Linked DNA regions of Mus musculus: all the other regions are linked to region 1. A link is a loop called in an ENCODE intact Hi-C map of the cell type or tissue named here. Cell type or tissue: heart. All regions are shown on one strand. Region 1 overlaps Frem2 (Fras1 related extracellular matrix protein 2). Region 2 holds the start of Trpc4 (transient receptor potential cation channel, subfamily C, member 4). Region 3 holds the start of Frem2 (Fras1 related extracellular matrix protein 2).

Region 1 (4,000 bases):
GCTGAGGCAGGAGGATTGCCATGAGTATTAAGCTACATAGGATGTTCCCAAAAGTTAAATAATGAGAATTATACAGGATGCTATATTCCAATTATCTGATTGAGAAAAAACTTCCCTCTAGAGCAGTGTTCCAATAACATTTGATGGAGAGTATGTCAATATTGGCAAAAAAAAAAATTAAGCTATGTTTTTCCATTATAAATCCATGCCTAGGGCTGGTGAGATGGCTCAGTGGGTAAGAGCACCCGACTGCTCTTCCAAAGGTCAGGAGTTCAAATCCCAGCAACCACATGGTGGCTCACAACCATCCGTAACAAGATCTGACTCCCTCTTCTGGAGTGTCTGAAGACAGCTACAGTGTACTTACATATAATCAATAAATAAAATCTTTAAAAAAAAAAAAAAAAGAAAAGAAAACATTCACTGAATGTTGAATGTTTAAAAAAAAAAAAAAGAAAAGAAAACATTCACTGAATGTTGAATGTTTAAAAAAAAAAAAAAAAAAATCCATGCCTAAAGTCTAACATCTTAAAGTTAACTAAAGTCATGGAATGAAGCATGAATCTTAATCACCAGTGGCAGATAGGCTGACCAAGTCACTCTCCCAATAGCCAGAGTATCAAGTGCTTTTCAGAACTCATTGTTCAGTGGTTGTAATGATGGCTGCTCTTGGGGAAGAAAAAAAGGCATCCAAGGCATACAAGGCACGGATTCACCAGGCAGGGAAAATTGTTTGCATCCCATGTGTGAAAACCAAACAAGTTGCTTGTCTTGTGGCTGGTTCTTTGTCACTGTGTGTTTTTATTATGGGTTTATACTGTCTGTGTGTGATTTGGGGAGTTCGCTCTTAACTCTGTGGTAGTATGACATATCACAGCTCGGTTCTCATGACCTAAGTACAGGCCTAGTCCCTGTGTTGATTCTCTGACGGAGACCAGTTTCAACAGCCCGGTTGGAACTTCCAAGGAGAGTCAAGCTAACCATTTCCTCTTGCACAAAGAGGTGCTGCAATCATGATGCTGGTCCTTGGAGCATTTGGAGATTAAAATGCAGCCATTTTTGTTAGGCGGTTTTAGGACCTCTCTGCAGTGTGTCCAATGTAGTAATGTGTGGGAGAGATAAACACAGGCTAGAGACTAGGTTCTGACTTCCACCGGCTGCTCAGGAGGTTCAGAGAATTCTGCTGAGAGGGCTGCACTGAAGGAGAGATGGCTCTGTGGCTAAGAGCACTGGCTGCTCCCATATGGCTTCACTCAGAGCACTCACAAGTTGGCTCACAACTGTGTGTAGCTCCTGTACCAAGATACCTGAATGCCTTCTTCCGACTTCTGTGGGCACCAGCCATATACCATGTGGTACACATATGTAGATGCAGGCACTATATTATGCACTTAATATAAAAATACATTTTCAAATCTTTTGGTGAGCTCGCCTGAGTCCTTTTCGAGTTCCCTCTCCTGCTTCTTTTCTGTCCATCATCCATTCGCCCGTCAAACCACCTTGCATACACACAGATTCAATTATGAGAATAAAATAATAAAGCTGTTATTAATAACCAATACATTGTCTGAAATTCGGTAGGTACTTGACAGGGATTAATTTATCCTCCCGACTTCCCTTACCTCATCTGTTGACTACCAAAAGAAGGAAAATATGAAATTCTAAAACAGTTCATCTAATTATTTTGAAGACATTGGAACTGCACCATGTCATTGCTAAATATGCTTGGTTTTGCTTCTTTAATGTTCATCCTAGCTTCCTCTAAATGATTTAAAAATAAGTTTATAGATGCATTTTTGCATAAGAGTTCCAAACTTACGGTAGCAAATCATCCTCTGATGGAGATCAATAAAGTAGAATGTAGCTATATGTCTGGTTGATATCCCATAACAGAAGGGAGTGAAGCGCCAAAACCTGCAACTGACAAGATTCATTTCTAGTGTCAGAAGAGGCAAATTCAAGGAGTGCATCTGTGTTTGCCCCTCCGGTTCAAACTGGCGTGATGGCTGCCGGACTCCTTGCACATATAAAAAAAACTTTGAATTCTTCACTTAACTGGGTGAATTATGTGGTATGAGACCTGTATCTTGATAAAACTGCTCAAAAGTAAAAAGGACTTACTTTGCTGAAAATAGTGTTATTTTAAGGAACTCTGGCGCACGTCCCTGTTGCATGTGCGCACTGGGAGAAGTGAAGGGATGCTTGCCGTGCTGAGAAAGGCTGTTGTTTATTCTGTGCACTAATGGCACAAAATCTGGCGTCGGCATAAGTGGGCTGATTTGGTTAACGCTGCTGCAAATGGTTCAATTGTTTTAGGTCCTCAACCTCGTGCAGTCCTACGTGACCCTTCGAGTTCCTCTGTACGTTTCCTACGTGTTCCACTCCCCCGTGGGCGTGGGCGGCTGGCAGCATTTCGACTTGAAGTCAGAGCTCCGACTCACATTCGTGTACGACACTGCCATCTTGTGGAACCATGGGATCGGCAGCCCCCCGGAAGCTGAGCTGCAAGGTGGGTGGCTGTGGCTCCCAAAGCATCTTTCCTACCTGTGGTAATTACTCAGAATGATAATTTTGTTTTTATTTCAGGTAAAAATTAGGGGGGGGCACCTTTCGATATCGTTATTTTTATATTCTCTAATAACGTGACGTTTTAAAACCTTTGTCAAGCCCGGCGTGGTGGCGCACGCCTTTAATCCCAACACTCGGGAGGCAGAGGCAGGATGATTTCTGAGTTCAAGGCCAGCCTGGTCTACAACGTGAGTTCCAGGACAGCCAGGGCTACACAGAGAAACCCTGTCTCGAAAAACCGAAGTGGGGGGGGGGGACCCTTTGTCAAGGAAAGATCATATCAATGCTTCAAACTTTGCATGATGTTTGACTGTGAAATTTAACATCTTTGTTTCAGGCATACAGTCTATTGCATGTGACTAATTGTTTATATTTTACATAGGCCAATCCATAGAGCTTTCTGGTTTGTACTAAATAGAGGAATTCCAGTTGTGAAAGTTGGGAATAAAATCCGGGGGAAAGTTGCACATTTTGCTTCTGAAATGAGAGGATCACTTTAAAGTCCAATGATAAACCCTGTCCTGGGTGCCAGTTCTGACTCTACAACTGATTCGTTGTGATCCGCGTAACCTCAAGCACACTGCTTAAACTTGAGGTTTGAATTTCTTCTGAAGGACAGTCCAAGCTTCAGTCGCTTTCTGGTTAAAACGCCATCATTCCGTGATATCATAGACAAATGCCATAGAACACTGGCACAGAGAGCTCCTGACTCTAAGCCCTTCAGCATCTGCAGAGCTGTTGGTACCCAGGTGGGAATCGGGAAGTACAGAAGCTATCTAGGCATGTAGCTCGCATCTGTAATCCCAGCACTTAAGAGGATGACGCAGGAGGGTCGCTGTGGGTCTGAGGACAGCCTGGGCTGTGTAGTAAGACTGACTCTCAGATGATGATGGTGGTGGTGGTGATAAAGTTTTTGCAAGCAAAGTGCACACGTGTCTAGATGACCCACAAAAAGAATTCATGCTTTTTCCTCTCGGGCTCACATTCCTCTGCTGAGTCTCTGAACATCTATATCACAGCAACTTGACACATTGACAGCCAGGAAGACAGGACCAATTGATAGCATACCTGAAGTATAATTCCATCATATAGGACAGATTAAAATTCCCTTCGAGCAATGAGGAAAACACAGTGACCATCCTGGACGGTCGATGCAGACTGCCTCAAGGGATTTAACTCCACATTGTATCTTAGAAGATACACAGAAAAAAATGAATATTTTCATTTCTCTTCTAGGTGAAGAAGGGGGTTGGGAGGACCTTACCAGGCTGACTGTGTAGCCCAGGCTAGCCTCACCAGGCTGACTGTGTAGCCCAGGCTAGCCTCAAACTCTCTCTCTCTCTCTCCTACCCACACACTTCAGTGCTGTACAAGGGTGGTCGTTGAGAATCATCAGTTTTCTTTAAGCCCGCACAATTCCGCAGTTGTTCTG
Region 2 (4,000 bases), 630 kb before region 1:
AACCACAGCATTGATTTGCAGAGATTGTAAAGACCTTCATTCACTTTACCCACGTTAAATTCAATTTTGATCCTAATTCTGAGTTTCGGACAGGATTACCCCTATATCTTACTACTTTGTTTCTCTTAAGAGCTGGATGTTTCCTGGTTTACTGTCCAGATGAACAGAAGTAGGCGTTACAAATATAACTTTAAATAGCAAATCGTAACACCGTTAACATAACCGCCAACTCCTACTCTCGGTGTCTGAGTCTTTAAAAAAAAATCCTCTGCTAAATCTTTTATTCTTCCTAAAGAATTTTTAAGTACTTTGCATTGTGATGACTACGAGAGAAAAGCCAGCGAGCCTATGAACCTCGGTGGTTTATTTTATCACAGTTTTACAAATCTGTTCGAAGATTTCATTTTAAAGGCACAGTGACAGCGTTTTCTCTCTCTTCCCACTCGTTTGGCTTAGTAGCTTACTCCCTCCGTAAGTAACTTGATAACCTTTTATAGCAGCCAGCGGTATTTAATGATAATGCTCCCCTGGGAAAAACCGCAGTGGGCAGGGATACACCACAGTGGCTGGAGAACACTGGACACATGGTCTTTGGTCCCTCTGCCCAGCTCACCTCCACCCTCATGTCTCTATCTTTCTCTGTCTCTCTCTGGAGTCACAAAAGGCAGTTCGCAGCTGGAAACAACAAGTTGCGCCATGGATTCAAGCTATCTACTCAAGTAGCAAGCAGAGTCACTGGTTCAGCTGGAATCTCAGTTGCCAAGCGAACTAGGAACCCCCAAACCTGGTCCAACCACAAGCTTAAAAGTGCTTTTGCTGCTTGACAGAGGAAAATGACGCAGAGGGGAATGAACCCACTGAACAGCGGTCGCTGTCCTCCCTTCGTGCCCTCAGCTCGTTGGAGAGTCATAGAGCTCACCTTACGTGCCCAAGGACCATGTCATTTCCATCCTCTCCAAACGTCCAAACGCGCACGGGAGGTTGTACACAAGCACCGAGCTCCCCAGCACCGCGGGGATAAGGGCTGATCCTTTGTTTACCATGTAAATCACACCGGGGGTTCGCTCTTCGTCCTCACCCCTGCCTCACAACGCGATACAGAGAGAGCCTGGAAGCACCCCCAAACTCCCCCTTATCCCAGGTCATCCAAAGAAAGCTTCGCGAAAATCTTTCCCCGAACCTTAAAAAAGCAACCTTTTTAAAAAGAAGAAGAACCTTAAAAAGCTGCTGCACCCTGGTGACTCGCGTAAGCCCCCAGGGATACCCGCCTCCTAGCAGGGAGCCTGCTTCCCAGTCGGCTTAGGAAACTTAATCAGTATCCCAGATGTGAGGCCCGCGTCTGGAGCGCGGAGCCTGCACCCTCTCTTACCCGCAAAGTTGCAATCTGGTGGTTGAAGTGACCGAGGTGGGCTCGGCGAGCGCGCAGCACCAGTGCTGTGCCTGGTGCTAGCGCAGCTGGTCAGTTCCGATGGGGTTTCCGTAGTCGCTACCGAGTTTTTTGGAGCATTCCAAGGGGGAAAAAAACCCGCACGAAACCAGAGCCCACGCAGCTGGCACAGAACTGGGCGGAGTGAGGATGCTGGAGAGCCAGAGCAGGGGCGCGGGGGAGGGGCAGCCCAGGAGGGGGCGGGGTGCCCAGGACGACAGCCTCGCCCACCAGGCACTGATGCTCTCCCCACCTATACCCCCGGAAAAGTTGCGTTCCCAAGGTGGCCAAAGAGCAGCCTGGAGGACCGCCCCCACCCATCCTGGGTCTGCCCGAATGGATGCGCATCCCACGCACCTCCCTAGGAGCGGGTATAAAGGACCCACAAACACCTCAACGCGCCACCCGGGAGCATCTCTCCAGGTCAGTCAGCAAGCAGGGTGGCTCGCCATATGTCTGCTTGTCACTCAGCTAAGTGGTGGTCAGGACAGACCCGGAGGTCTTGGGTGTTTGGCATACACAGATCAGGGCTTGGTGTAGCCCAGGAGAAATGCAAAACTTCACTTGTCAACCGAACCCAACCCTGGAAAGCCCTGCTCCAACCATACTAAGCAGCTGGTCAAAGGATTGGAACAAATTGTCTCTCCCCCTACCCAGCCCTGGCAACTCTTGTAGCCGCCCTGGACTCCTGGCACCCCCTTCCCTGTCCTCAAGGTGTCACACTTGCCTTGCTAGTGCAGGGATGTGCTTGCCACTACCATCAACAATCCAGACAGTGGCAATAAATAAATGATAAGCCCCCAGCATCCCATCCACTCCTACCTGGCTCCCTCTAAACAACTGGCAATCAAGATTCCCACGTATTTAATCCCAAATTATGGGCCAGCGTAGGAGCTGGAGGTCCTGGTGGCTGCAGGTGGGCATGTTGGTGAACGACGGTGTCTGCCACCGGACTCAGCATCTCTAACTCTAATCTTGAGCTTCCAGATACAGCTTATCTCTTGGTGTAGTATTCATACACAAAAATAAGATCCAAGTACAGAGGTGGAAAAGTTCATGTAACTTGCCACACCTTTATTGTTCGTGATCTCAAGACCAAGGGACAAACTTAGCAGTGCGTTTGCCAAAAGGCTTCAGCCCCCTCCTACCTTCACTTCTCGGGTTTCTTTTTCAGAGCACAGGCGGTTGTGAGCTCCCCCCATCGCCTGTAAGCATCCCAGCAGCAAGATTTAATAGACTCAGGCTCACTCTGCGTTTCTGAACGTCAGATGAGTGAGGTGGGTTTTTTTTTTTTTCCGTTTCGTTTTTTTGTTTTTGTTTTTTAAGGGTAATTGCAGAGTAAGGAGGCTTTGTTGACTTTGGAGTGTACTCTTTGGAGTGAAGGTTTTGTTTTGTTGTTCTTTTCAAAATGCTGTTTGTAGTTGTCAAGTTTTCTTTCTCCTGAGCTAACTGCTCCTCTCATAGGTCAGCATGACCCCTAGAGTGATTTTGAGAGAGCACAGCCCACAGTCCGTCCCACAAAATACCGAGGCCTTTACAGTACACCAAACAAACCTGTACCAGAAAACTGGATGAGCAACAGAAGAACTCCATCCCTACCCCGAATCCCTCTACAGATCTCCATAAATGTGTGTCAACATCTTTCAAAGGTAGTTTTCTTGTCTTAGCATTAAACACTGGATTTTATAAAATATGCAAAACACATCACTCGGTAGACATGGAGATGAACTTTACAATAAATCTAAACCTACTTTCTACTGAAGAAGAAAAGAAGAAAAACACACATCGACATCTGTTTGGCGTGGTACAACTGAAACTACTTCTTTAAAAAAAAATTTCACAAAACCTGTTTTTCTTAATGATCAGTAAATGTATAAAAACCAAACCTGGAGCAGACATTGGTTGAAGAAGTGTTTCTGCTAAAATACAGGCTGTCATGAGTGTAGGTCCTTAAGACAGGTTTAAGGATGCTTGAAAAGGAACTCAACACTTGAGATCATCCACACAGCTCTCTTAGGGCTCTTACTTCTTCATAGCAGATACCATTTTTTATCATGATATCAGAGACAGATATTTTTTCTAGTCTTCCCTAATTTGTTATTCTTCCCATAAGAAAGGTGGATGTGAGTCCACAATAAAAACAAAATAGAAAAAAAAAAAAAAAAAAAAAGGAAAGCAAAAGCAAAACCTTGAGGACCACAAAACGCACACCAGCATCATCGGCGTTTGCTCCTAGCAGCCTGTGTTCCCTTGGAAGGAAGAGCAATGGACCACAAACCCTCCTCAGCAGCAGCGTGTGCAAGTCTGGATTGCCGTAGCTGTGCTTGTGATACATGAAATGATTGGTAATTATACAAAAAAAAAAAAAAAAAAAAAGGTAAGGCATTTAAACAGTCTGGTGAGAAGAAACCTGTAAGTCCTTAAGCTGCAGGTCAGTGGGGCCAAAGGAATCTACACTCAAGCAGATTTGTTTATTTGGAGTTTAGGTTTGTGTCTGATTCAAGGAAAGAAGAAGTTACTGTTGCCTTGAAATTAGCAACAGGAAGTAAACCAAGGAATGGCAGCGGTAAGGCA
Region 3 (4,000 bases), 130 kb before region 1:
TAGTCGGTCATCACCGCAAAGAGAGGCCCATTGGACTTGCAAACTTTATATGCCCCAGTACAGGGGAACGCCAGGGCCAAAAAGGGGCAGTGGGTGGGTAGGGGATTGGGGGGGTGGGTATGGGGGACCTTTGGGATAGCATTGAAAATGTAAACGAGGAAAATACCTAATAAAAAAAATAAAGGAAAAAAATTAAAAAAAAAAGAAAACAACAACAACAAAAACAAAAACCCCAGCACATCTGTCTACACATTTATATCATCTTTGGTACCACGAATTTAAAATATATGGAAGGTGATTTAAATATAGGGAAGGTTGTACATAGATTATATACAAACTCTGTACTCATTTTACATACAGGACATACACATTTGCAGGTTTGGGCCTTGGAGGCAAGGAACCTGAAGCCAATCAATCATGGATCCTTAAGGAGGGATGTACAAATTTCTGAAGTGCCTCTGAGACTATTAGAGTCTCAGGATTCAATAGAAGACACAGGAAGAGTGAAGCAAACTCCATAATGAAAAGTAAAATATTCCGATGTTATCAGCTGCTCCCTTAGCCGCAGCCTGGCTTTACATTTCCAGCTGACTATCTTGCCTTCATCTTAAATACCTCCTTTACTTCAGGAAATCCGCTCTTTGATGCTTGACCGTAGGCCGGAAATCTTTCAGGTTTCAACAGCCACTAAAATTAAGTTTGTTGTTTTGAAGAGAGTTTTTGTGTGAATTTTCCAAGATGTGAAAAAAAAAATGCATCCTAAGGGATATTTTGTTTGGATTTGGAAGTAAGAGCTAAAGAATTAAACCTAGATCTAAAAAAAAAGTACTTTTTAACTTATTTCATCACTTTTAAGATAAAGAACATTTTCCTTAAAATGGCATTTCCTTGCTAACTTAAGCAGATATCTTTTAATGTTGAATTGCTATTCAAAACTCTCTGACAAAAATGTAATATATTACCATTTTCAGCAATGATCATCCATATAAAAAATATTTAAGCAACTCTATATTGCTAGCTGTCTGATTAAAAAAGTAAACTAAGATTTTTAATTAAAAAATGTTTCTAAAGAATTATTCCATTACTTCAGTTAAGAAAGGCTAAAATTTAAAGTCACCTAAAAGTCCAGTTTATTGATTTCCTTAGGTTACTTAAAAATAAACTTGAGCCTGTATTTTCTTAGCACAAAACAAAATATTGAACACTACCCTTCAGGCATCTGACCATACTTCAAATACTGATCTTATCACTGCTGGCAAATCAAACATTGTTGGACTTTAAAAGGAAGAAAGGAAAAAGCCTGGAGCCACTGGGAACCATCAGAGGTCAGGCTGTGGCTTTCAGGCAGGCCACACACACACACACACACACACACACACACACACACACACAGAGTAAGGACACTTGGCATCCATTTGACTTCTCTTTCACTAAGTAGGACTTAGAACATGGTACAGAAAGACCTTTATTCTGAAACTGACCATCTACTCCACTTGACATCTTCTTACATACTTGCAAACAGAAACCGGAATATTCTCATGTCTTGGCCATTGGAGTTCCATAAATCAACGTGATAAATCATAAAATTATTACATCAAAGATAATTGGAAACTGGCCAGGAGTTGGATGGGAATTTTCTCATGTGTTTCAAGTACTGGCTGTGTCCTTTCTATTTTTGTCATAAACTGAGACATGTAGTAGGAGTTGAAGACCCCCCCAACAGTACAAAGCACAGAACCCAGAGGAGCTTCTACTAACTAAATACCACCAGTTTGTTTGCATAAATGCCTCACTTTTTTTTCTCAAAAGACTTTTAGAATCTTTCACATCTCATCCTCAGAGGCCAGTGAATTTCTTAGAATAGAATCAGACATTTAACATCAAAATCTAGCAACGAAATTAGGGCTTTGGCCTGAAACACGTGTGACTACATCAGACAGGAGTCAGACTCCTGAGGTAGAGGCTGGCAGGCTGGCTGCAGGAAGGTTTAAAGTGATTGTTCATTTCTTCCTTAAAACGCGTCACACTTAAATCTTACGACTTTCATTTAGACTGAAATTTACAAGGATTCTCAACGCATCCTGTTTCCCAAATTCGGTGTTTTATTGAAGAGAAATAGGCATTATTTCAGGTCCTTCTTTCATAGTCCCTTTTATATTACTGGGGAAAATATTTCGACGTGATAAGCAAGAGTGCCCAGAACCCCATTGAAAGCGACTGGGTTTTGATTGTGAGGGGGTTTGGGTGCAGCGCAGGGAGAGGAATCTGCATACTGAGGAAACCTGACCAACCGACACAAGGGGGCAGGAAGCGCCCAGCCTAGGGTTTCAATCTGGTCTAGCTGAAAAGAGGTTTATCTAAACTCTTCTTTGCCCTCCGGGTATTTATCAATTCTCTCGGCGTGGAAAAAGAAAAACGGGGAAAAAAAGCTATGCTGCTGACAGCTGGGTTTAGCTTGTCCTTCGTCTAAATTCTGCAAGGTGAACTGAGCGTCTGCAGTGACAGCTCTCTAGCTAGGGGTAGTTTAGGACAGCCTGGGGCTACATTCTCTGGAACTTCTCTGGTGGGAGACTGGCGATTCTGATCAGACTGCATTTCTCACACACCCCAAATGCTTCTTTTCACTTTAACTCTGTGAACTTTGACTGCAAAGGAGGGGCTTGATTTAAAAAACAACAACAACCACCGCCACCAATCCGCCGGACAGGGTCCGTTTCGTAAAGCACGGGAAAATCAGCAAGGGCTTGGGTGGGGGTGGGAGTCGGGGCGGGGGTGGGGGCTTGTGGTGGTGACCCTGGTGGGTATTGCACCTGCTCTAGCTAGGTAGGTCTGGCTTTTAATCCCCTGTCTGTTTGAAAATCTCCAGTGCCTTCCCAAACTGCTCTGGGTTCCTTTTCAAACTCAACAACAAGGTGTGTTCAACTTTGTTCTTCACTCCCACCCTGGCTTTGGAAGTTTCGACAAGAGGTGGCCATCCCGGGAGAGATTTCAATGACCAAGGAACGGGACTGAGATGCATTAATAGATGCACTAATCTTTAGACCTGAAGACTTGAGTCCGTAGAGCCGCGCAGGCTGGTGGTTGAGCCGCAGCCCCAGGTCCGGGCAAGCAAGCTCAGGGCGCCCCTCCATTCCAACCAACCTGTTGCACCTCTCTCAGAGCAGCTCTGCGCAGTTTCCCCGCCTGGGAGCTGATTGACAGCAGTCACTACCCAACCCTGGACTCAGGGCCTCCTCCAGCGATCAGCGATTGGTCCCCTGAGAGAATTGGAGTTAGGGGTGCAAAGGGAGAGATTTTCCTCAAAGGACTCAAAGTTCCCGGGACCTGGGACGTAGGGACTCTCCTGACTGCTACACGCCCGGGACGCGCTGGAAGTGTTTAGTGCCTTGGATTGCGGCTCCAAGGAGGGACCGTGCGGTGCATTTGGCCATCCTCCTGGTCCAGCCCTGCCACTGGGAGGGCCCCGCAGGCACCGCGCCGAGTTCCCGGCCCTTCCCACCGTGCTCTCTAGGAGCCTGCAAAGTCTAGCTTTGCATACCCGCCGGGTGAACTGTCGGAACTCTAAGGCCGGCAGCCTGCATACCACAAGGGCTCCCGGGATGGCCAGCCGTGCGCGCAGGACAGCCAAGTTCTCCAGCTTCCAGCCGATACTCGCACAGTCGCCTAGGCTGCTGCTGCTGCTGCTGCTCCTGTCACTGGTAAGCTACGTCTCCACACAGGCTGCTGGCCCCGGTGCAGCACTTCAGTCCCTGGGTCTCTCCGGGACTTCGGGAGTCCCTACAGAGGAAGCTATAGTGGTGGCAAACCGCGGGCTCCGTGTGCCCTTCGGTCGCGAAGTCTGGCTGGATCCGTTGCGTGACTTGGTGCTGCAGGTGCAGCCAGGAGACCGCTGCACAGTGACCGTGTTAGACAACGACGCGCTGGCCCAGCGGCCGGGCCACTTGAGTCCCAAGCGTTTTGCGTGCGACTATGGCCCGGGTGAGGTGCGCTACTCGCACCT

Evidence for each region. Hi-C counts contacts between places; a loop is a spot of excess contacts. Peaks named below come from ENCODE experiments on the same cell type or tissue, not always from the same donor. Only the 100,000 strongest peaks of a DNase experiment are listed, where the experiment ranks them.
Region 2: it touches region 1 in a loop (4-fold over the local background); 9 of 42 quality-filtered maps call a loop at or near these places.
Region 3: a loop joins it to region 1, with 11 times the contacts of the local background. A loop is called at or near these places in 13 of 42 quality-filtered maps.

Annotation. Positions count from the first base shown.
Region 1 is chr3:53,524,268-53,528,267 of GRCm38, reverse strand. It overlaps Frem2 (Fras1 related extracellular matrix protein 2), which reads left to right. Exons shown (of 24, transcript NM_172862.3): 17 at 2,317-2,509. Among named protein-coding and RNA genes, the nearest start is that of Stoml3, 38 kb to the right of the region's middle. In heart, a CTCF peak has its summit at 2,463 (motif pointing left); no DNase peak of the experiment used is centred here; H3K4me3 peaks cover 514 bases.
Region 2 is chr3:54,153,629-54,157,628 of GRCm38, reverse strand. Trpc4 (transient receptor potential cation channel, subfamily C, member 4) reads right to left here and starts at 1,572. Exons shown (of 11, transcript NM_016984.3): 1 at 1,370-1,572. In heart, a CTCF peak has its summit at 2,130; no DNase peak of the experiment used is centred here; H3K4me3 peaks cover 2,557 bases; H3K27ac peaks cover 240 bases; H3K27me3 peaks cover 1,685 bases.
Region 3 is chr3:53,656,684-53,660,683 of GRCm38, reverse strand. It overlaps Frem2 (Fras1 related extracellular matrix protein 2), which reads left to right and starts at 3,329. Exons shown (of 24, transcript NM_172862.3): 1 at 3,329-4,000. The coding sequence starts at 3,600. In heart, a CTCF peak has its summit at 2,304 (motif pointing right); a DNase peak (open chromatin) is centred at 3,233; H3K4me3 peaks cover 2,074 bases; H3K27ac peaks cover 1,890 bases.